Regions from separate parts of the Mus musculus genome. Here regions 2 and 3 are each linked to region 1. The links are chromatin loops, found by intact Hi-C in ENCODE. Cell type or tissue: heart. All regions are shown on one strand.

Region 1 (8,000 bases):
ACGACATATAGTGTGATAATAGCCAGATAAAATGATATAATGTATGATGATGGGACATGACGTATAGAATGCATATGTATCACGTGCAATATGTGATGATGCAATGACGATGAGAAACGTGGTATAAGATAATATGTATATAAAACATATAGTATATATAATATGTTATTATATATAATATGTAGTAGATATAATTATATATCATATGTAATATGATATATAATGCACATAAAACATAATAGCATATATGACATATGTAATACAAACAGTACATTACATGATAAAACAATATAGCACGTATGACATGGTATATGTGGTGATAAAAGAAATAATAATAATGATTAATAATATTTCATTGTAGCCTCCCACAAGCCTGAAGCAGGCTGAGCCAGAACTTGACCTTGCTGCCACTAAGGAGATTATCTAGGGTGGAGTCTTCCTCCCTAGATCACTCTATTGTTCTGCCACTGCCGCTGTTCATCTTCAAGATACTGCTAACAGCTGAGAGGCCCCCTAGAGCTATTCCAGAGACTATGCCCTATCCTGCATGTCATCAACTGCAGCTGGTTCCAGGCTCATAGGATGAATTGGCAGGAATGGACTTTCCCCCTCTTTTATTTATTTATTTGTTGTTTGTTTGTTTGTTTGTCTATTTATTTATTTATTTTTGAGTTTTTGAGTTTTTAGAGACTGGATGTCTCTGTGTATGTCTGGTTGTCCTGGAGCTCCCTCTGTAGACCATGCTGGCCTTGAACTAAGAAGCCCACTACCTCTGCCTCCAGAGATTACCAGATGGCAAAAGGCAGACATAAGAATATTACTAACAGAAACCAAGACCATCATTAGAACCCAGCACTCCCACCTCAGCCAGTCCTGAGTACCCCAACACACCCAAAAAGCTAGACCCGGATTTAAAGGCATATCTCATGATGATGGTAGAGGACATCAAGAAGGACTTTAATAACTCACTTAAAGAAATACAGGAGAACACTGCTAAAGAGTTACAAGTCCTTAAAGAAAAAGAGGAAAACACATCCAAACAGGTGATGGAAATGAACAAAACCATATTAGACCTAAAAAGGGAAGTGGACACAATAAAGAAAACCCAAAGTGAGGTAAAGCTGGAGATAGAAACCCTAGGGAAGAAATCTGGAACCATAGATGCAAGCATCAGCAACAGAATATAAGAGATGGCACAACAATCAAAGACAATGCAAAATGCAAAAAGATCCTAACTCAAAACATCCAGGAAATCCAGGACACATTGAGAAGACCAAACCTACGGATAATAGGAGTAGATGAGAATCAAGATTTTCAACTTAAAGGGCCAGCAAATATCTTCAACAAAATTATAGAAGAAAACTTCCCAAACCTAAAGAAAGAGATGCCCATGAACGTACAAGACTACAGAACTCCAAATAGACTGGACCAGAAAAGGAATTCCCCCTCTTTTATACAGCGTGTTTGCCATTAAACATTTGAACCTTGAGCAGACTAGTTGTCTTGGTTCCATTATTTCTCAACCTGCCTAGGCTCCCTCTTTTCTTTCAGTTCCAAGATGCCTTCCAGGCTTGAACCTGGACATGAGAGCCGCAGGCCGTCCCAACATTTCATTATTATTATTATTATCATTATCATTATTATTAAAACTTTAGAGTTAGACCCTGGATAAACAGGAAAGGCAGGAGTGGGCATGGCTGGGGTATTGTGGGTGTTTGTTTTAAGTCTTTAGTAATTTTTAGGGTCTTTTTAGGTTTCTAGATTTGAAAAAAAAAATTATGGGTTTTTGTTACCTCCTTCCAGCCTAGCAAGGCTGGCTGTGACTATCTGCAGCTTAAGTGGAGCCACCTGCTGTGCTGTTCCTTTGATGTGCCACTACCTGCCTGAGGCTCAACCTTCCTGAGGCCTCTCTTCCTAGATTTTCTGGAGTTAGCACTGAACTGCGATCTTCGTGAGTTCCCACTATAAGGTTGACCTATCTACTTCAAAGGAACTTTGCTTGGCCAGGGACGGGCCTCCCCTTTTCTTTATAAAGCTTGTTTGCTGACATTAAAATTGCACCTTGAGCAGAGCCTTGTCTTGGTTCCGTCCTTGTCTCGCGCAGCCTAGCCCCTCTTCTCTTCCAGGTTTCCAAAATGCCTTTCCAGGCTAGAACCCAAACCTGTGATCTGCTGGCCGGACACAATAGATTTTTTTAGGGTTCTAGGGTTTTTTAAGGATCTTTTTAGGGTTCTTGAGTGTTTTTTCAGAATTTTAGGTTTTCTTTAGCATTTTAGGTTTTTTTTTTTTAGGATTTTAGGGATTTTTATGGCGTTAGGTTTCTTTTTTTTTTTTTTTAAAGGGCTTTATAGTTTTTTGGGGGATTGAGGTACTTTGGGATTTTTTAGGTTTCTTTTTAAGGGTCTAGAGTTTTTTTTTAATTAAGGTTCTTTTAGTGTTTTTTAAATTTTTTTTGTTTTGTTTTCAGCGTCTTCGAGTATTTTTAGGGTTTTTAAAGTATTTTGGGGTTTTTAGGGGCTTGGGTTTTTTTTTTTTTTAAGGCTTTAGGGTTCCTTTAGTGTTTCAGTTTTTTGATTTTTTTTTTTAAGGATTTTTTCGGTAAAAGTTTTTTTTTTTTTTTTTTAAATGGTTTTGGGTTTGTGTGTGTGTGTGTGTGTTTTAGGATCTTAGGGTTTTTTAGGTTTTTTTTTTTTTTTGAGGGTTTTAGAGTTCTTCTAGAATTTTCAGGTATTTTAGAGTTTTAGGTTCTCTTAGTTTTTTTTTTTTTGTTTTTTTTTTTTAAGGATTTTAGTGTTTTTAGGTCTTTTGTTTTTTTTTAAGGCTTTTCTTTTTTTCTTTCTTTTTTTTTTTTTTTTGAGATTTATTTTTAGGGTTGTTTGAAGGTTTTGAAAGAACCTAATGGGGAAACCCCCACTCAACTCCCAATTCAGCATGCACCCAAGAATCACGAACAGAACAGAACGCCTTGATGTAAAAACACGAGGTAGTTTAATGGCAGAGCACTTGGTCGAAACATATCTCACGCAGGAGACAGTGGATTCGACCACTAGGCTTGGAAGCTAGGGGTTTTTATAGAAAAGGGGCTGGGGCTGGGGGAGGAATTGGCGCGGTTTCACATGTTTGGTTCATTTAAACATCAGCAGACTGTCAGAAGGGTGGGAGATAGGGAGGCGCCTGGCCAGTCTGACATGTTTATCTTTATCTTTATCTTTATGGCTAAGCAGCCTCAGGCATGTCCTGGCCTGTTCTGCTATGTTCTGAGCCCCAGGTTTCAAAGCTCAAACAGCTCTTTGGGCTACTTGACATAAATTACATGAATCACAGGTCTCAAGTTTTATTTTCTTTCAGTTCTTGACTACTTCTAGAATTTTAAGGTATTTTAAACCCCAAAATATAAAACCCTAAACTTTTTTTTTTTAAATCGAGAACAACAACAACAACCCTAAGAAATACAGTAAAATGTTAAAATAAAATAAAGCCTAAATTAAACCCCAAAACCCTAAAATACACTAAAATCCTTTAAAAAAATGAAAAAAACACTAAAAATACTAGAAGCCTGAAAACCAAAAATCTCTAAAACACTCTTCTAAAAACTCTACGAACCCTTTAAAAAACCCATAGAAATCTAAAAACAAAAAACAAACAAACAAACAAAAAACCCAAAAAACCACAAGAAGCCAAAATATCCCTAAAACTTTTCTTTTTCTTCCTTCCTTCCTTCCTTCCTTCCTTCCTTCCTTCCTTCCTTCCTTCCTTCCTTCCTTCTTTCCTTCTTTCTTTTCCTTGCTTTCTTGCTTTCTTTTCTTTTTTTCAGTTTTTTGTGACTGTGTTTCTCTTTGTATCCCTACCTGTCCTTGAGGTTTCAGGATTTTGATGTATATTTAGTTGTTTTGTTTTGTTTTGTTTTTTAAGGATTTTAGCTTTTTTGAAAAAAATAAAAAATAAAAAGCTCCGCTCTGGTCGTAGGCCAAGGGCTCAGATCTGCCCACAGCGTTAGGGCTGAGATGAGGGTAAGCCGCCTGGGTGGGCGGGTCCGACCCGGTGACAGGGTTTTAAATCAGTCGGTTCCCAGGAGGTTATACCCGGATAGGTGGGTGCTTTTACCCACGTGGGAACTACAGCTCCCAGCATGCCCGAGATCCTGTGACAGACAGGAAGTGCGTCCCCAGTGCTCTTGGGAGACGTAGTTTGTGTGTGGACTATAGGCGTTCTCTCTCGCCACCTGGTGGGTATGAAGTGCAACTGCAGGCCAGACAGGAAGTGCTTCCATTTTGGACAGGAAGTGAGCCCCGGCTTCTCATGGGAGATGTAGTTTATGTAGGGCTTAAGTCTACTCTCTATCGCCACCGGGTGGCCAGATAGTGTAACTGCAAGCCAACAGGAAGTGCCTCCATATTGGACAGGAAGTGAGTCCCAGGTCTTCATGGGAGATGTAGTGTGTGTCTGTCCTAGGTCCGCTCTCTATCGCCATCCGTTGGCCACAAAGTGTAACTGCAAGTCAACAGGAAGTGCTTCCATTTTGGACAGGAAGTGAGTCCCAGGTGCTCATGGGAGATGTAGTGTGTGTAGGGCCTAGGGCTGTCCGCTGTCGCTACCCAGTGGCCACATAGTGTGACTGCAAGCCTACAGGAAGCACCTCCATTTGGACAGGAAGTCGGGCCCAGGTGCTCATGGAAGATGTGGTGTGTACAGGGCCTAGAGCTAATCTCTAGCGCCACCTTGTGGCGAAATAATGCAACTGTACTCCTGGTTCTCTGGCTCAAGTGGACGAATCTGGGCCCTGAACCCAGGCCAGAGTTCCAGAGTGGTGTGGCCGAGCCGGCTGAGTCCCTGGGCTGCCGGTGGCTCAGATCCGCGGGCTCTGTACCCTTTGTACCTGTAGAAGCAGGGACAGAGTCTCTCTCTGTCTCTCTGTCTCTCTCCTCCTCCCTTCCACCCGGGGCTGCCTGGCATCGGCGTCTGCCAACGAGAGACCCATCCAGGCTTCTAAGAGTCCTGCAGCCCCCAGATCCTGGTTCTCCCTTCTCACCGGGGACCAAGCCCGAGCCGTGCCTGCATCCCAGTTCCGTCTCTCCCGGTTCTCCCTTCCTTCTTCCTTCCTTGTGACCTGGCCTGACTGGCCTTTACCGTCGCCCATGCAGCTCGGGTCTCTGTATGTCCCTCCCTGCCCTCACTTACTTCCTTCTGTGCCTCATGGGGATGAATCTGGACCCGAGTCCCTGCCGGGGTTCCAGGCGAGCGGTGTGGCTGCATTAGTGATGTCCCCGGGCGGGCGGGCAGCGGCTCAGATCTGCGCCCCTGCTCCCGTTGTACCTGTAGAAGTGCAGGGACTGGGGCTCTCTCCGTGTCTCCCTGTCTTGCCATCCTCACTTCCCGGGCCCAGCCTGAGTTCGTGTTGGCCCAGCCAGTGCGTCCTCCCTGCCTCCCCCATCTGTCCCTGTCTCTGTCTCTGTCCCTGTCCCTGTCCCTGTCCCAGTCCCATCTCCCTCCCTCGCTTCTGATCTGGCCTGCCTGGAGTTGCCCATGGCCTGTGCAGCTCGGCTGTCTGTCCCTGTCCTCACTTCCTTCCTTCCTTCCTTTCCACCCTGCCTGCCTGGTGTTTGGCCACCACCTGTGCAGTTCAGGTTTGTCTGTCTGTCCGTCAGTCTGTCAGTCCCCTGTCTCTCACCCTGCTTGCCTATCTGTCCTCCTGTCCGTCCGTCCTGGTCCTCACTTCTTCTTCGCCTGTGCAGCTCAGGTCTGTCTGTCCCCCTGTCTGTTCCTCTGTCTGTTCCCCTGTCCGTCCAGGTCCTCACTTCCTTCCCACCCAGCCCATGGCCTGTGCAGCTCGGGTCTCTCTGTCTCTCCCCCCTGCCTGCTTGTCCCCCTGTCCCCTTGCCTGTGCCCCTGTCCATCTGTCTCTGTCCCTGTCTCTCTGCATGTCCCCCGGTGTGTCCCTCTGACTCCTTGTCCGCTCATCTGTCCCCCTTGCCCCCTGCTTGTCTGACTTCTGTCCTCCAGATCAGGTAAGTCTATGCCTCTGTCCCTCTCCCTACCTCTAACCCTGTCTGCCAGTCCATCTGTCTCCCTCTCCCCCTGTCTGGCTTCCTTCATATACCATGTTCTACAGTGTGCCTTTCTCATTTACCATGTTATTCAGTGTGAATCCCTCATATTCCATGTTCGACAGTGTGTGTTTCTCATTTACCATGTTTGTCAGTGTGACTCCCACATATACCATGTTCTACAGTGTGCTTTATTCATTTTCCAGGTTTTATAGGGTGATTTCCTCATATACCATGTTCAACAGTGTGTGTTTCTCATTTTCCATGTTATACAGTGTGACTTACTCATATACCATGTGCTACAGTGTGCGATTCTAATTTTCCATTTTATACAGAGTGACTCCTTCATATACCATGTGTTACAGTGTGCGTTTCTAATTTTCCATGTTATACACAGTGACTCCTTCATATACCATGTTCTACAGTGTGTGTTTCTCATTTACCATGTTTTACAGGATAATTCCCTCATTTACCATGTTCTACACTGTGCGTTTCCTTTTTTCCATGTTATACAGTCTGACATGCTTATATAACATGTTCTGCAGTGTGTGTTTCTCATTTTCCGTGTTTCTCAGTGTGACTCCCTCATATAACATGTTCTACAGTGTGGGTTTCTCATTTACCATGTTTTACAGTGTGACTCCCTCATATAACATGTTCTATAGTGAGCGTTTTCATTTTCCATGTTTTCAGTATTTCCTGACATATACCATGTTCTACAGTGTGCCTTTCTCATTTTCCATGTTTTTCAGTGACCCGCTCATATACCATGTTCTAAAGTGTGCATTTCTCATTTACCATGTTATACAGTGAGACCCCATCATATACCATGTTCTACAACGTGCATTTCTCATTTAACATGTTTTTTAGTATGACTCCCTCATATTTTATGTTCTACAGTGTGCGTTTCTTATGTTCCATGTTATACAGTGTGACACCCTCATATATCATGTTCTACAGTTTGCTTTTCTCATTTACCATGTTTCTCAGTGTCAATCCCTCATAAACCAAGTTCTACAGTGTGCCTATCTCATTTACCATGTTTCTCAGTGTCAATCCCTCATAAACCAAGTTCTACAGTCTGCGTATCTTATTTACCATGTTTCTCAGTGTGACTCCCTCATATAACAGATTCAACAGTGTGCATTTCTCATTTTCCATGTTATACAGTGTGACTCCTTATTACACCATATTCTACAGTGTGCGTTTCACTTTTTCCATGTTATACAGTGTGACTTACTCATATACTATGTGCTACAGTGTGTGTTTCGAATTTTCCATGTTATACAGAGTGAATTCTTCATATACCATGTTCTACAGTGTGCGTTTCTCTTTTCCATGCCATAAAGTCTGACTCGCTCATATTCCATGTTTTACAGTGTGCATTTCTCATTTACCAAGTTAAACAGTGTGACTCCATCATATACCATGTTCTACAGTGTGAGTTTCTCTCCTACCATGTTATTCAGTGTGACTCCATCATGTTCTACAATGTGCGTTTCTCATTTACCATACTTCTCATTGTGACTCCCTCATGTACAATATTCTACACTGAGTATCTCATTTACCATGTTTCTTAGTATGACCCCCTCATATAACATGTTCTACAGTGTGAGTTTCTCATTTTCCGTGTTTCTCAGTGTGACTCCCTCATATAACATGTTCTACAGTGTGGGTTTCTCATTTACCATGTTAAACAGTGTGACTCCCTCATGTACCATGTTCTACAGTGAGCGTTTCTCATTTTACATGTTCAGTTTTTCTCAACATATAACATGATCTACAGTGTGTGATTCTCATTTTCCATGTTTTTCAATTTTTATTGCCATATACCATGTTCTACAGTGTGTGTTTCTCATTTTCCATGTTTTTCAGTGTTTCTTGCCATATACCATGTTCTACAGTGTGTGTTTCTCATTTTCCATGTTTTTCAGTGACTTGCTCAAGTACCATGTT
Region 2 (8,000 bases), 100 kb before region 1:
AGGGGAATGCCAGGGTCAAAAAGTAGGAGTGGGTGGGTGGGGGAGTGGGTGGGGGAGCGGGTGGGGGCCTTTTGGGATAGCATTTGAAATGTAAATGAAATAAATACCTAATTTTTAAAAAAGAAAGAAAGAAAGAAAAAGAAATGTACCAAAAAATAAAAATAAAATAAAAAGAAAAAAAGAAAAGAAAAAGAAAAAAGAAACCTAACAAAGCTGAGGGCAGGTTTAGGGTGCTGAGCTGGGAGTGAACAGAAGGTCACGCTAGTCAAGGGAGGCTTAGAAGAGCCTGGCCTTTGAGCTAAAGCAATATAAAAACAAGCTAGTGTGTGTGTGTGTGTGTGTGTGTGTGTGTGTGTGTGTGTGTGTGTGTGTGTATGTGTGTGTGTGTGTGTGTGTGTCTTTATTCCACGGATCCCATATTCTCTGGGCAGGGTCTGGTAGTGCAGTATGCTGGGTGGGAGCTTAAAGCAGGGTAGCGAAAACTACACGCTACAGAGAGGACTACATAAACTCCTTTTCAGGACCAGGCCTGACAACAAAAGAAAAGTCATTCATTCCAGGAACCGACCGCCATAACCCATCACCGTAAGCCAGGAATTCCAGGAAATTAGACCATAAAATCCCCCACCCAAAGATCAGCCTGAAAATAACCATGAGGACTGGAAAATATCTTATCTCAGGATGGGCCATTTGTGCTGGGCAATCTTATATGCTTTGGTTGTCTCATCCTATGGTTAAACATTCATGACATAGGAATGCAGACCACTGACCACCTGGCAGAAGCCAATCAGAACCTGATGCACATAGCTTCCCCAGCCCCCACCGAAGAAACTTTAGATTACTTAACCCACTCTTTAAGTTCTCACCAAATATAGAAAAACTAACATAGTAGCCAATCAAAACTGTACTAATGTCACTGCTTTGGCCCCTACCAATCACATGAGAGATTACCTAATCCTTCTAGAAAATTCCCATATCCCTGCATAAAAGGGTGCCTGCAAGCTCCTCTGGGGTCAACACATTGATGAGTGATTGACCCACCCACCCCATGCTGGTTGTTTCTGCAGAATGAGTGTTCATTGTCTTTGCATAATTTCTGAGTCTGGGGTTTTTCTTCAGCGATTTTCAGACCCTGACAACACTAGAAGAGTATGCTTCTTATGGTTAATAAACACATGCTAAAACATATAATATGAAGCTGTTTAAATTGCTTACACCAATAAAGACAAGGGAGGCAAAAAAGTGAGGTAAAAACCTGCTAGCTCAGCAAGGCAAATATTTTCTTAAGTATATACAAAGTATCTATTTACAAGCCTGATCCTACAACTAAACTGCTATCTAGGTTTTTTAGAAATCTCTATATGAGTCATCTTACTGATCTAGTCTACCTTTCTCTTGAGCTCCTCCAAACCCAAGAGGGCTTCTTTGCTCTTCCCTCAAATGCCTCCTTACTGCCAGCTGCTTCTCTGTTATTCCTGCAAGCCCAAAGAAAAGCCCTATCTCTTACACGGAGCTCCTTCCATAAAGGCTCTTCCAAGCCAAGAGACAGAGCCCTAACAAAAAAATCCAATTGCTTATAAAAAGAGGTTTCTAGCTCCACTCCTATTGGTAGGCTGGACCTTGTTACTATGTGCTCTGGTAGCTCAAGGCTGCCCATCTGACTCTCCCTCGGGTCATAAAGCAAAGACCACAAGACCCCTCCCAAGCACCTACCCTAAAATAGGCAGGAACTTTCCATTTTTAGCATTCTTATCTAAAGAGGCTCTGAGAGACACACCCAAACTGCATCTTTCCAGGACCCAACTAACTGCATGGGAGAAATGCAGTATCTATTTAAGCTTGTATATTTTGTTAACAATCTGGTTTTCTATGTACATTAATCAAATAGCTTGTAACAAATCCATTGTCACACGATGCTCTAGTTTTTGTTTCATGTAGTTACATTAGAGTTAGTTTATTTGGTTTTGTTTTGTTTTGGGGTTTTTTTTGTTTGTTTGTTTTGGCTATGCCTGAGATGAAAACCAGACCCCCAGGCATTCTGGTCAACACTTTAGCACTGAGCAGCACCCTCAGGCCTCACTCCATAGAACTACAGTCTATGAGTTTAGACAAACACATAATGACACATATCCAATGTGATCGTGGAGAACAGAATAGTTTCAGGATTGTGAACTCCTCTGTGCTCTGTGCATTTGCCTCCCACTGTTGCCAGGCAGCTGCTTCCATGGCTTTCTCTTTTCCACATTTTGAGACACACAGTCATACAGATTTTGGCAGCCTTCAAAGGGAACTCTTCCACCTGGTTGGATGCACTTGTCGAGAAAAACTAAACTTTTTTGTTTTGTTTTGTTTTTTAGTTTGTTAAGACAGGGTCACACTAATGACACGATGTATGTGTTTTATACATTCAGAAAACTGACAGGCAGTGTCAATCGAAAGAAAAGAAAAGATTCGAAAGAAAAAAAAAACCCACAGACCCAAGTCGTCATGGCCAAATTAATTAAAGCAAGCAATTAATTAAAGCAAGCGTTTTGTTTCATGTACACTGCTTAAGTAGGCTGCTTCTCCCTAACGAAGGGTTCGAGAGGTCACCACTCAACATGGAAAAAAATAAGGCTATTGTAGTTCAGGGGTAGGGTGTTTCCAAATGGGGGCAAACAGGCAGGGTTATATAAACATATCGGTTGAATTGCTCATAACCTCATGAAAACAAAGACATGTTGCAAGGTGGTCCTAAGGGACACATATGTACATATATAACAGCAGATGGTCATATTAACCTTTTAAAACCAGCCATGGTTGCTGTTTCCTGGAACAGGCAGTACAGCAACATCTGTAGTTATGGTTATAAGTGGGGCAAGGCCCAATCCTTGAGAAACACAGGTTTCTCACAAAGAGTAATGAACCTAGTTTATCTTTACCATAAGAAGGATTAAAAGAATAAGATAGAGACAGGCTGGTTTACCAGCTGGATAGAGGGCTCAGCAGTTAAAAGCCCTTACCTCTCTTACAGAGGACCAAAGTTCCTTTACCAGCACACAAATGGCAGCTAATAACGGCCTAAACCTCCAGGTCTGGTGGATATGATGCCCTCTTCTGGCCTCTGTGGGAACTGCATGCTTGTGGTGTACTTACATACATGCTGTCAAAATATTCAAACTCATAAAATAAATAATTTCAAAACATACAAAAAACTTTAAAAATCACACACACACATACACATGCACTTGTTTTTACGAGCATGAGTGCTTTACTTACATTTATTTCTGCAGGTGGTATATATGCCTGATACCCACATCAACCAGAAGACAAAGGTCAGATCTCCTACAACTAGAGTTGCAGACAGCTGTGAGCCATATTGTGGGTATTGGAAACAAAACCTTGGTCCTTTGGATGAGTAGCCAGAGCTCTTAACCATTGAGCCATCTCTCCAGACCCTGGCCCCCACATAAATATTATTTATAATTCATTATTTAGATAAGGTTTTTTATATCCCAGGCTGATGTCAAACTCATTGATGGTCATTTGAACTTCAATCTTCCATCTGGGAACCAAACCCAAGGCTCAGTGCTCATGCTTTGTAGCAATTCCACAAAACTCCCAGCCCTAAGCATCCTCTCAGCGCAGCCACCGCCCCCACACACAGCCTTAATGTGTATCGGGGTTGTGTCTGCATATACATCAGTAGAGCTGGCACACTCAAGGACAAAATTGATGTCCAGTTCCCTGGAACAGGAGGAACAGATGGTTTGGGGGCACCTTGTTATTGGTGGAAATTGAACCCTGATACTCTGGAAGAACAGTCAGGGCTCTTTATTGCTGAGCCATCTCTCCAGCTCTCCTGAGCACTTTTTCATGGCAAGGAGAGAGCAAAGGATTTATGCTCCAGGAGACTCACTTTGGCAAAATCATTTAGTTTATGTCAGGCCAGGAAACCTGCAGAGTAAAGGCTTTTGACTTTTTCCAACATAATACTTTTATCCATTGTTTGGGAATTTCACACAATGCGCCCTGATCATACTTTCCATTCCCCTCAGTTCCAACTTCCACACTTGAGTTCTCCCACTCCAAAAAAAAAATTTTTTTAAAAAAATACACCAAATCCAAGTTATGTTGTGTTTGACTGGAGCACGGTCAAACTCCCCATGGCCAGCCCCTTAAAGATAACTGAGTCAAGCCGGGCAGTGGTGGCCCACGCCTTTAATCCCAGCACTTGGGAGGCAGAGGCAGGCGGATTTCTGAGTTCGAGACCATCCTGGTCTAGAGAGTAAGTTCTAGGACAGCCAGGGCTACACAGAGAAACCCTGTCTCCAAAAAGCAAACAAACAAAAAAGATAACTGAGTCTTTCCCCAGCCCCTCCAGAAGCCATCAACTATGAAGAGCTACACATGTCAGCATCTTTATCATTATTTTTAATGACTCTCTAAAATGACATCTTGTCTAGAGGTATTGACTACTGCAGGCTCATAGTTGAGAATGAGAGGCATGTAAGGCTTCTTGCAACAACCTCTCCCACCCAATGCCCCAAAAGAAAATTGGCTTTTGACTTTTGAATGCCCATTACACCCTAACATGAAAGAGAAGGAAAACAAAGCAAAATCAGGAAAGGGTTTCTAAGGAGCTGTAATCCCAGCCCAGCGGTCTCCATGGGAAATTTCACCTGGGAGTCTTCCTTAAACTTGCAAAGAGGTAAAACTGTGGCCCCACCCTTTTCCTCTCCCCCAAGGGTTCTTCACTGGGAGGATGCAATGGAGATTTTAGGAGAGGCCCTGATGACCTGAAATGCAAAGCCTCAGGCTTGGCCAGGATAAAGCAAGTCCTGCTAGGCATGTCTGAAGCCCTGGGTTCCATCCCTAGCTCTGGGTAAAGAAAGCCATTTGAAGCCATTCCTGGCTTGGGGTTTAAATTCCTTTACTCTTTTATTTTCTATAGTGGATTTGGTGTCAAAAGAACACTCCTGAATCAGAAATCAGAAAGGACAACACATTAAGGAACCGTTCACAGGAAGCCCTTATTAACCAGGGCTTTTTCTCTGTTGTAATTCTGAGGCTTTGACCTCATGCGGTTTGGCTGATCCCAGACACAATGCCCTATCTAAGGCCTAGAGATAGTAAACACCAGCTTGTGCTATTTTCTTTCACCTGAAAACTAACTAGTAGCTATCTCATCCTCCCCTCCCCCACCCTTTCATCAGTACTGTCTAGCCCTAACCTCCCCAGGGCCAATGACTAGATAAATCAGGTCTCACTCCTGGAAATCATCCAAATTACCCAATCTTCAACCTGCTTACAAGGCCTTGCCCCTTTTCTACCTATGGGAACCACAACAAAAGCCTTTTTCTACAACCTCCTACCCTATTCCCAGTATGGTAGCTTCTTTCTTAGGACCTGTGAAGCACAAACTTTATTCTCAAACTTTGCCATCCCATGAACTATTGGTCTTACTGTACCCACAAGAGAATACACTACCTTGAGGCAGAATGTGTGCCTGGGATTCCAGCAGTTTAAAAGTGGAAGTAGGAAGATGAACCTTTTGAAGTTAACCTAGGTTTGAGAGTGAGTTTCAGGCCATCATGAAGTATAAGACACCATTTCTCAGGGAGAAAACCACAAACAACCAAATAAACAAACAAAAAACGTCTTTATCTGGGGTTTGAGGGGCTTGAACTACAACCCAAGACCTTGCCCATGCTAAGAATTCTTTATACTTTAGCTGGTTATGTTTAATTAAAAAAAAAAAATCATGAGGCAAAAGACAGGACAAGAGTAAAGTCCTCATACTTCTGAACTTCTTGCCTGTCAGATTGTCTAGGAGGAAGTTTTAATGTTTTTCACTTTTTGATCATTCCTTGAAATCATGCATCCAGACCTAGCAGACAAATTCTGGTATCATTTGTTTGGCTTTGATTGGCAGTTTTGGGATGGAACCCAGGGCCTCCCTCATGCTGGGCAAGTACCCCAGCTACACATATTACCCCATGTGCCCCTGGGAAATTTTTTTGTTTGTTTACTTTCATTTTGAGATGGCATTTGGCTGCCTCTGCCTTCTGAGGAGTCACAGATGTGGGTCACCAGGTCTGCTGGTACATAGATTTTTATAGCATTTCATCTAGGTTCCATCCAACAGTTACCTAGAAACAACCCAGCTTGCTATAAATGGACTGTTTGGACTCTCTCTCTCTCTCTTTCTCTCTCTGTGTGTGTGTGTGTGTGTCTCTCTCTCTCTCGCCTTTCTCTCTCTTTGACCTCTATCCCTCCCTCTCTGTTCTTCCACCTCTCTCTCCACATGTTCCCAGCCAGCCTCTTCCCTTCTTTCTCTCTCCTTTCCCTTTCTGTCCTTCTCTGTCCCTTTTCTTTCTTTCCCTCCACTCCCTACTCACCTCCTTCGCATTCCCCAAATAAACTTCATTTATATTGGTACCTTGGGACAGGGTGGGGGAGGAAAGGATGTCTTAGCATGGGTGCACTAAGACAACAGCATCATGCCTCCCGGGGCATCATGCCACCACATTACAAAACATATCAACTTTATCTATAAGGACATTAATGATTTCAAACACCTAGACAGCTACTCATCTGACAAAGTAGGAGTGTATGAACAGATGATTCAAACCAGACACCACTGGAGTAACTGAACTAACGTCTACTTCTTCAAACAGCACAGAGTCCAAGACAAGAGCACAGGGCATAGAGCATCAGCACTCCCCTGGCTAGGGGTAGAGTAAGGAGCGCTCATCATGCAGCAAATACATACATATATGTGAAGGGTTGGGAGTACAATCACAGCTGCCATATTTGCTCGAGTGTGGTCCCTATATCAGACTTTCTGGAAGCTATTTGGTCCATTTATAAACACAGCTGTACAAATAGGGTGGGTATATGCCAGAAATCCTTGAATCCCTGTGTCAAATCAAGGTGCCTGTCCTCCATGCAGTGGTACTATGTAACTCCTGTATTATGACTATAAAGTTTGACATGAACTGAACTTCCAAACATTAGGCAGTGTGTGTGTGTGTGTGTGTGTGTGTGTGTGTGTGTGTGCGCGCGCGCGCGCAAACCTATGTTAAAAATTCTATGAAGCTAATTATCTGGTTAGAACTACTCTGGTGGTTGTGGTGAATAGGACTGTTATAAGTCTCGAGACAAATTGTATTAGGCTATCTTTAGTCCATGAAGAGCCACCAATTGCTCACCTCTCTGTTCGAACTAACATCCCTGTAGTCACGTGTAAAATCCTATTAGTATGAACTAATAGACCTTCCACAAAGGCAAAGGCCAACAATGTGACAACTGAGCCTGTAATAAATTTTACCTAAAAATCAGGAGAAAGATGGGGGAGGGACGGGGACTAGAGGAGGAAAGGGAGACAAAGAAAGGGAGAGACACAGAGAGAAAACATATATGCCTTTAATCTCAGCACTTGGGAGGAAGGCACAGACAGGCATCTCTGAGTTCCAGGCCATCCTAGTCTAAAGAGCAAGGTCAGGATAGCCAGGTCTACACTGTGAAACCCTGTCTCAAAAAGAAATGCAAATCAAAAATGACTCTGAGATTCCACCTTACACCTATCAGAATGAGTATGATCAAAAACTCAAGAGATAGCACACACTGGTGAGGATATGCAGCAAGGGGAACACTTCTCTATTGATGGTGGGACTACAAATTTATACAACTATTTGGAAATCAATTTGGCAGTTTCTCAGAAAACTGGGAATAGTTATACCTCAAGACCAAGCTGGCCATATACCCAAAGATGCCCCCACTATACCACAGGGACACCTCCTCAACTATGTTCACACCAGCTTTATTCATAACAGACAGAAGCTGAAATGACCTAGATGTTCCTCAAAGGAAGAATGGATAAAGAAAATGTGGTATGTCTACACAATGGAATACTATTCAGCAATTAAAAACAAAGATATTACAAATTTTGAATGCAAATGGATGGAACTGGAGAATATCATCCTGAGTAAAGTAATCCATGCATGGTATGCACTCAC
Region 3 (8,000 bases), 200 kb before region 1:
CCCCACCCAGTTGATGTGACAGGCTCCTGGCCCAATCCTCTTCCTGGTTCCCAGGCCGCTGTGAACACCATCTGAGCCAATGGCTGTGGCCGCAGGGCGGAGGAGGCTGGCAAGAGGGGAGGGAGCGCTGGCTTTAGAAGCACAGCTGCAGAGATTCCTAGGGGCAGAAGTTGTCTGAGTGCTTGGTCGGAAGCTGTAGAGCCAGATCAGCGACTCTGCGACTTTTACGTAAGTGCTTTGCAGTTCCAAGGGCTCGAGGGGAGCCGGTTTCCTGGGCGTGGGTAAGAGTGGGTCCTGGTGAGAGCATCTCCGGGAACCTTAGCAGGAACGTGTGTTATACTAGGGGACGGGGGTTGGGCAAAGGGGGAGATCGAAGAAAATTTCATCTGGAGTCTGAGGCTCGGCTCCCGGGCGATCCTCGCCAACGGAATGGGTGGGAGCTCCAAAGGGTTCCTTATTACCACCCTCTGCCATCACTTTTTCTGCTCTTCGCTGCGACTGCTCTCTAGTTCCTCCTAACTTGTTGCCCACCACAGACCGAAGGGCTTAAAAGCCAACACTTACCCAGATTCCCTAAGGCAGCGACCACCCCTGAAGTGGAAATCCTAAGCCTATCTTCCCTCTGCCTTCCATTTCCAGCTACAGCCATTCTTCAATCCATCCCTCCCTCCCTCCCTCCCTCCCTCCCTCCCTTCCTCCTCAGCCGCTGGAAAATCCCAGAGCTAGCAGCGTAGGTCGCTTCCCGCTAGTTCCAAATCGCCCGCTCTAGGTGACCCGGCGGGTTTCTGAGGACCCCGAGGCTCCCAAAGAGGCGGGGCGCGGAGCGGGTGCGGTACCCCCCCCCCCCCCAGGAACCTGGCCTCGGCGGCCCACCTTCTGCCCTCTCCTCTCCCCAGCCCTTAGGCTGAGCTTCGGGACTGCGCCGCGACTCCCTATGAGTAAGCAGTTTTTTGGTTTTTTTGTTTGTTTGTTTTGTTTTTTGTTTTTTTTTTTGTTTTTGTTTTTGGTGTTTTGTGTGTGTGTTGTTGTTGTTGTTGTTTTGTTTTGTTTTTCCTTTCGGTGGCAGAAGCTTTCCAGGCTAGCCCGGAGGTACCTTTTGGTTCTCTCCCCTAGCAGCGCCCTGGCGGTCAGCTTGAGTCCCGATGGCTCTGGTTGTGCAACTCAGAGCTAGCGAGCAGGGCTGCAGCACCCGGGACCGCTCTGGGACCCCTGGGAGGCTGAGCCGAGATGGTGGCTGAAGCCCCATTCCCAGACTCAGCTGCACTTGCCTGTGTTTACTTTTCTCCGCCTGCTTACTTTAGCGACCTAATGAGAGGCCTGAGGACGCCGACTAGCCCTGCGGTCGCCAGTCCCAAAGTTGCTGCTGCTGCTCCACTAGCTCAAGTGTTGGCGGTTCTGAACCTCCCCTGGCTCCAGGCCCTTGCTTGCTCCAGCTTTGCTGACAGTTTACATCCTGAAGACTGGCTTTTCACTGGAGCTGTATAACTGACTACACCAGTGGTGCAGGTCTAGCTTGGATTTAAACTGGGGCGTCTAGTCATATAGGATCAGACCAGAGGGATGCTGCTATCACCCTTCTACTCAGGGGTAATGCAGACAGGGTGAAGGAGCTTGAGTGAATACGGTAGGTAGAAGTGTAGGTTTAAAAACCTACGGAACAGTAAGCATTTACTCCATTTCAACATCACAATGGGTTTGGGAGACTAAAGTTGAACACTGAGATGCAGTTTACTGTGAATTGCAACTTAATGGCCGAGGTCCCACACTTGCCAATTGGCATCCCGCATCTTAAGTCTCTGATGCCCCTAGGGTAATAGTCACATGACCTCTTTTGACTTTAAAACTGGAATGCAATGGCTGAGGCCCATGTTCCCCAAACTACCAAGACAAAAGTGTGGAGGGAGTTGGTGGGAGGGGCGATGTGTGTCAGTTAGCATCCACTGAACTAGATTTGCATGAGGGGAGCAGAAAGTGATCTGTTGCTGTGGTTTTAAGCAAAATTAAAAATTAAAAAGAATAATAAAATAAGAAAAAAGCTGCTTTCAAAACAAAGGCTTCAAATGTACTTATGTGGTGACATATATCTGTTTCCCAGAAATTCCATATACCTTTTCTAAATTTTAAAATCATCTTCTAAGAAAGCTAATGTTTAACTCATGTCTCATTTCATCCCTAAATGGCTGGTTTTGAAGACGTATCCCACAAGATAGTGTTAAAAAATAAACCATCACTACCCTTTAATCTGCCCTATACTATTCTCAATATTGGGCATCTACTTAAAGGTAGAGAACAATCTCTTGTGTAAAATTAACTATCAATTATTCGTTGTTTGAAATTTATTGGCTTAGAAACCATACCCAGACCTACTTGATACAAAATTTCCAAAATTGGTTGGGTTTTGTGCTGTGTGGTGGTTTGAAAGTCTCTGAAAGGACTTTCCCATACTGTCCCATAGTGGAAGTTTCCCTATTTAGATTATATATTGTCACATATGAAAACAGTGTAGAACAGCCAAGTGTGGTGGTGGCAAGTGATTATAAGCTGAGCACTTGGGAAGCTGAGGCAGGGGCATCAGCTGTCCAAAGCCAAGAAGGACTACATGATGCCCTGTCTCAAGCAATAAGTGTATGAGTTAAGAAAACAAGGAAATTGAAGAAAAATAAAAGGAAAGGGAAACACGTAGAGGAGTCACCCAAGTCAGGAATTTAAAAGTCTCACTTACTTGCAAAAACAGGCTCAGTTTACACATATTAGTACTTAAAATCAAGTACTGCAAACCCTACAAAAGGGAAATGAGGGTTAGGGGTTGAGGACCCTTTAGAGATAGATGGTTCACATGATAAAAGTCAGTCCTGACTACCCAAGTCCAACCCCCTGGACCAATTGGATAGCAGAGAACTAGCTCCTGCAGTTTGTCCTCTAACCTTTACATAGCATTCTTAGCACACTTTATGTTTGCATACATACACACACACTATATTTTTTTAAAGTAACTGGGAATATATAAAAGATTTTTGCTTTGCGTCTTTCCTCCTAGACTTTTTATTTAAGTAACCTGTGAATACCTCCTGCACTCTGTTTTCAGCTGTACATAAGATTCTGAGCCTGAAAACCACACTTATCTAAAAGCACAGGGTCCTGATGTGCAGGCTAGCCTGTTGCACAAATTAGCTAGCAATGGATTTAAACTATACCTGAACTCATAGAGATGAGCCCCCCTAGTGGAAGGAAGGAAGGTGACAATATAATTTTAGAGTGAATTTCTAATAAAAGTTTAACTTAACTAAAAAAAAACCACATTGTTTATGCAGTTCAGCACTGTGTACGTGAGTAGACACTAATAACCATTGTTAATTTCCTAGCTTTAAAAGATGTTTAGATAGATATATAAAATGATACTAGCTGGGTGAAGATCAACATCATCTATATGATTGTTGTTATTCTGTCAAGCCAAAATTATTTCAAAATGAAAATATTTTAAAGCCAGTCGTGGTTAAATTACATCTCTCATTCCAGCATTTAAGTGGCAGATACAGGGGAATCAGGGATTCCAGGACACCCTCAATCAACTAGCTTGCTTCAATGAGAGCCTGGCTCAATAAGGCAAGAAGAAAAATGGTTTAAATTGCTTCTCTCTCTCTCTCCCTCTCCCTCTCCCTCTCTCTCTCTTTCTCTCTCTCTCTCTCTCTCAGTTATACTCATGGTTTTCTTTTTAATCATTATTTAATTGTTTTCATACAAAATAGTTTGGTCATATTTTTCTCCCCCCCAGCCCTCCCAGATCCTATTCATCAAACTTTATGTTTTCTCTCTTTCTCTCAACAAAATGAAAATCAAAGAAACAGAAAACAATTCAGACAAACCCAGTGTGAAATCATTTCTAAGAGGTGGAACACTCCTGACAAGCTGGGCTGCAGGCTGTCTAAGTCATATACAAACAGAATCCTGAGCCTGAGAACCCGATTTTGATCCCTGTACCACCTAATGGCTGTTGAGAACAGACTCCTGACAGTTATCCTCTGACCCCCACACATGACATGGCAAGATGTGCTACCCAATAAATAGAATTACCACTACTTTCTGGTCCATAGCACTTCTTGAAATGTCCATACAGTTAAAACAACTCTCATTGCTGGCCAGAATTGGAAGACTGTGAATCTGTTTTTCTTCTTTCTTTCTTTCTTCCTTCCTTCCTTCCTTCCTTCCTTCCTTCCTTCCTTCCTTTCTTTCTTTCTTTCTTTCTTTCTTTCTTTCTTTCTTTCTTTCTTTCTTTCTTTCTTTTTTTCCTATTTTTTTCTGTGACACATGGTTTCTCTGTGTAACAAGCCCTTGCATTCCTGGACTTGGCTCTGTAGCCCAGGCTGGCCTCAAACTCAAAGAGATCCACCTGCTTCTGCCTTCAGAGTGCTGAGATTAAAGACATGTCCTACCATGCCTGGTCTGAAACTCTAATTCTTAATTTCTACCCTTGTATCCCATTTGGGATGCAAGCTAAATTATGTTTTGCTTCTGTTATGCTTCAGTTATGTCTTTTAGACACTGAAGCCTAAAATGTCTAGTCTCTTTGATGATCTTTAGAGTCTAATTGCTAAAATGTGACTAGGTTTGTGACATTTGGAGTAGGATTAGTAATATTTTGATGGAGATAAGTCTCTTCTACAAACAAATAAACAAAAAAACCATATTAAACTTGACCACGATTATTATGGTAGAATAGTATGACTCAGTATACTATCAGAAACCCAGTGAATTTTTTCTCCTAGGCAAGGAATATGATTGCTGTCATAATAAGGGGGGAGGGGGCAGCTTGGCCATGATGCTTGAACACTCAAGTGATGCCCTTGGACAAAGGAAGAAAGTCCACTTCTAACTCCGTGTTTTGTTTAAGGTGTGGTTCCTACTTGGCTTTTTACATTTCTTGATATCATATTCTTGGCATATATTACAATGGCAGAGATCTATATTTGTATTCAGTCTAGTATACTCTGGGTGGGAACTATATAAAGCAAGACATTTATTGTAACTGATTCTAAAAGTAACTGGTATGAAATGAGATTTGAAAATGAACATCTATCAATATATGGCAGCTTGAATATCTGTGTTTTAGAATTATTTTGTACTTGTTAGTATGGCAGGTTGGTTTTTTTTTTATAGAAAATTATCTAAAGGGGACAGACAGACCTGTAAAAAGTAAGCATAAGATTAGAAGTTTCGAGCTGGGTTCACATTTCGAGTCTGTACTTATTCTAGGGAGTGGTATGCCATATAATGTAAGCTTAATGTGATATAGGATTCCAAAGCTTTTTGGATGCATTGTTGTGATTGTTTTCAGTTTGGAGTCCTTTGTTTAAAGTTGTGGCAACTATCTAATGCTTACATGACAAGCCCCACCCCATGTGTGTCTGTGTCTGTGTGTACCTTATGGAGATGGACATAAAGTCTCTTTCTCAATGACCTGCCTCCTTTTTTTTTTTTTTTAAGACAGAGACTCTAACTGAAACTGGAGCTTGTCCATTTGGTTAGACTGGCTGGCCGGTGAGCCCTAGGGATCCCCCTGTCTACACCTCCTCAGTGCTGTCTGTCAGTTCAGGCACATGCTACCTCATCTGTCTTTTGTGCTTATATGTTGAGAAATCCGAACACAGGCCCTCATGCCTTCATAGCAAGCACTTCACTGCAGAGCCATCTCCCCAGACCTTAAATGCCATTCTTAAAATCCAATCTCATAATACATGGGCCAATTTATTTTAGTTATAGAGGGGAGGCCATTTCAAAAGATTCACAGCTAAATTCAGTAGTATTGAACGTTGCCATATTCTTACACTTGAAAGTAAAATGCGAGTCGGGATTGTTCTAGGGATGAAGAAATGTTCTATTTAATAGAAAATGCTGAGAGAGGAGGGGTGTGGTATGAAGGGCCTGTAATCTCAACATATCAGATGCCAGTGCACACAATGAGTTCTAGACTAACCTTAGTTATGGGATCTTGTCTCAAAAAAAACCCAACAAAATATGGAGGTACAAGTATATTGATTGGATATAGCCTCAGAGGAACTGCCACTGAGCCAGAATTTCATCTTGAGAAACTCACATAAAATTGTTATATTGGTAAATAACATTTAGTCCATCTATGTACTAGACACTAAGCATTTTCTCAGTTTTGAAAAGTGCAGTAGCTCAATGATTTTAGTTGGCTGGAATTCCTTTTTGAATATAGCTGTAGTCTGGCTATTCTCACTTATATTTGTTTATTATTGTTTTTTTAATGTATATGGGTGTTTTGCCTGCATGTATGTCTGTGTATCACTTGTGGTACTTAGTGCCCATGGAGGCCAGAAGAAGATGCCAAATACCTGAAATCTAGAGTTAAAGAAAGTTTTGAGTTGCAGTTTAGGTGCTGGGAATCAAACCCAGGTCCTCTAGAGGCCCAGCCAGTTCTCTCACCCACTTGAGCCATCACTCCAGGCCCTGTTCTCAGTTGTATTATCATTTAACTTCGTGTTATAGTTGCAGGGCTGGACGTGGATATCAGTGCCTCCCTCATGCCAGGCAATTCATTCTCTAATGATCAATATGCTGGGCTCACATGTTACTTTTTCTTTCAGTCAGAGTTCTGCTTATGACACCCAGACTAGCCTTAAACTCACTTTGTAGACCGAGCCAGCCTTTGAACTTGTAATCCTCTTGAGGGTCCTGGATTTTAGGCTTGCACCCACCAGGCCTGGATATAGACCGATTTTTATAATATGAAAAAGTTAAATTTTCGTAAAGCTTAGAAATGTGATTGATGATAAATGTAGTGTTGCTGATTCTATTGGGTGTTGAATCTCTGCTCTTTCATTTCTCCGATGTCTGGACAGATAGGCCCATTTCAGTAAATCACTGTTGTACTCATAGCTAGAGTTTGCTTGATTTTTAAGGCATCTGTTTTTAATCTATGCATTTCACAGGCATGTTGAAAGGATAAGTGAGCTATGCGAAAGCTTGGCTCTTCAGCAGACAGGTGCTATATACATCCAGCATACTGTAGCTGTATTTAATAACTCTGCTAGGGCTTTAACAGGCCTTTTCAGATGACTGGGGCATAGTTCAATGGCAGAACATTTGCTTTGCTTGCATGAGGTTCTGGGTTCAATCCCAAGAATCCCTCACACACACACACACACACACACACACACACACACAGAGGGGGGGGCAGTTATTGTATTTTCTTACTTAAATATTATTCAGCATAGCATGTTAATGTCATCAATTGATTTTTTTCCTTGTTACTGTTTATTTTTCCTTATTGGTTGTCAATACAGAGTCTGTTCTCTTCAATTTTCTTTTTCTTTTAAGTTGTTCATTAGTATACACACATTTAGGTTTCACTGTGGTTTTTTTCGAACAGTTTGTTATGGTTTATTTTCATATACCTCCCTTCTCCCCTTTCCCCCCTTGTAGCCTTCCCCACCCTCCTGCCTGCTTTCAGCACATGTGTGCCAGAGTGCTTTCTCTTCCTCCACACCTCTCACCACACTAATAGTCTCAGTTCTAGTTTCAAAGCCCGTGCCCACACTCACTTTTGCCTGTTTACATACATATAAACATTATATGCTAGGATACACACATGAGAGGATGGGAATTTTGTCTGAATCTCAGCCTCCTCACTTAAAATAATGCTTTCCAGATTCATCCATTTTCCTGCAAATTTCAGTTTTCTTTATGGCTGAATAAAATTACCCACTGTGTTTGTATTACATTTTCTTTATCCATTTATCTGCTGATGGATATCTAAGCTGATTCCATTTCCTTGCTGTTATGAATAGAGAGCAGCAATAAAAATAGATATGTAAGTATCTCTGTGGTAGCATACAGAGTTCTTATGGTATATGCCAGAAATGGTAGCTGAGTCATCTGGTAGTTCTGATTTAATATAATTTCTTATTCTGTATGTGCATGTGTCATGGTCCACACGAAGGTCAAAGGACAACCTGCAGGAGGAGTTCTTCTATCATGTG

What was found. Peaks named below come from ENCODE experiments on the same cell type or tissue, not always from the same donor. Only the 100,000 strongest peaks of a DNase experiment are listed, where the experiment ranks them.
Region 2: it touches region 1 in a loop (8-fold over the local background); 4 of 42 quality-filtered maps call a loop at or near these places.
Region 3: it touches region 1 in a loop (4-fold over the local background); 4 of 42 quality-filtered maps call a loop at or near these places.

The regions. Positions count from the first base shown.
Region 1 is chrX:75,670,625-75,678,624 of GRCm38, reverse strand. It overlaps the pseudogene LOC115489104. Among named protein-coding and RNA genes, the nearest start is that of 4933407K13Rik, 90 kb to the left of the region's middle. In heart, CTCF peaks have their summits at 4,285 and 4,487 (motif pointing left); a DNase peak (open chromatin) is centred at 4,424; H3K4me3 peaks cover 1,313 bases; H3K27ac peaks cover 807 bases.
Region 2 is chrX:75,772,753-75,780,752 of GRCm38, reverse strand. No RefSeq gene overlaps it. Among named protein-coding and RNA genes, the nearest start is that of 4933407K13Rik, 12 kb to the right of the region's middle. In heart, a CTCF peak has its summit at 3,110 (motif pointing left); no DNase peak of the experiment used is centred here.
Region 3 is chrX:75,867,276-75,875,275 of GRCm38, reverse strand. It overlaps Pls3 (plastin 3 (T-isoform)), which reads left to right and starts at 106. Exons shown (of 16, transcript NM_001166453.1): 1 at 106-228. In heart, CTCF peaks have their summits at 1,132 and 3,230; DNase peaks (open chromatin) are centred at 85 and 1,305; H3K4me3 peaks cover 1,946 bases; H3K27ac peaks cover 1,558 bases; H3K27me3 peaks cover 657 bases.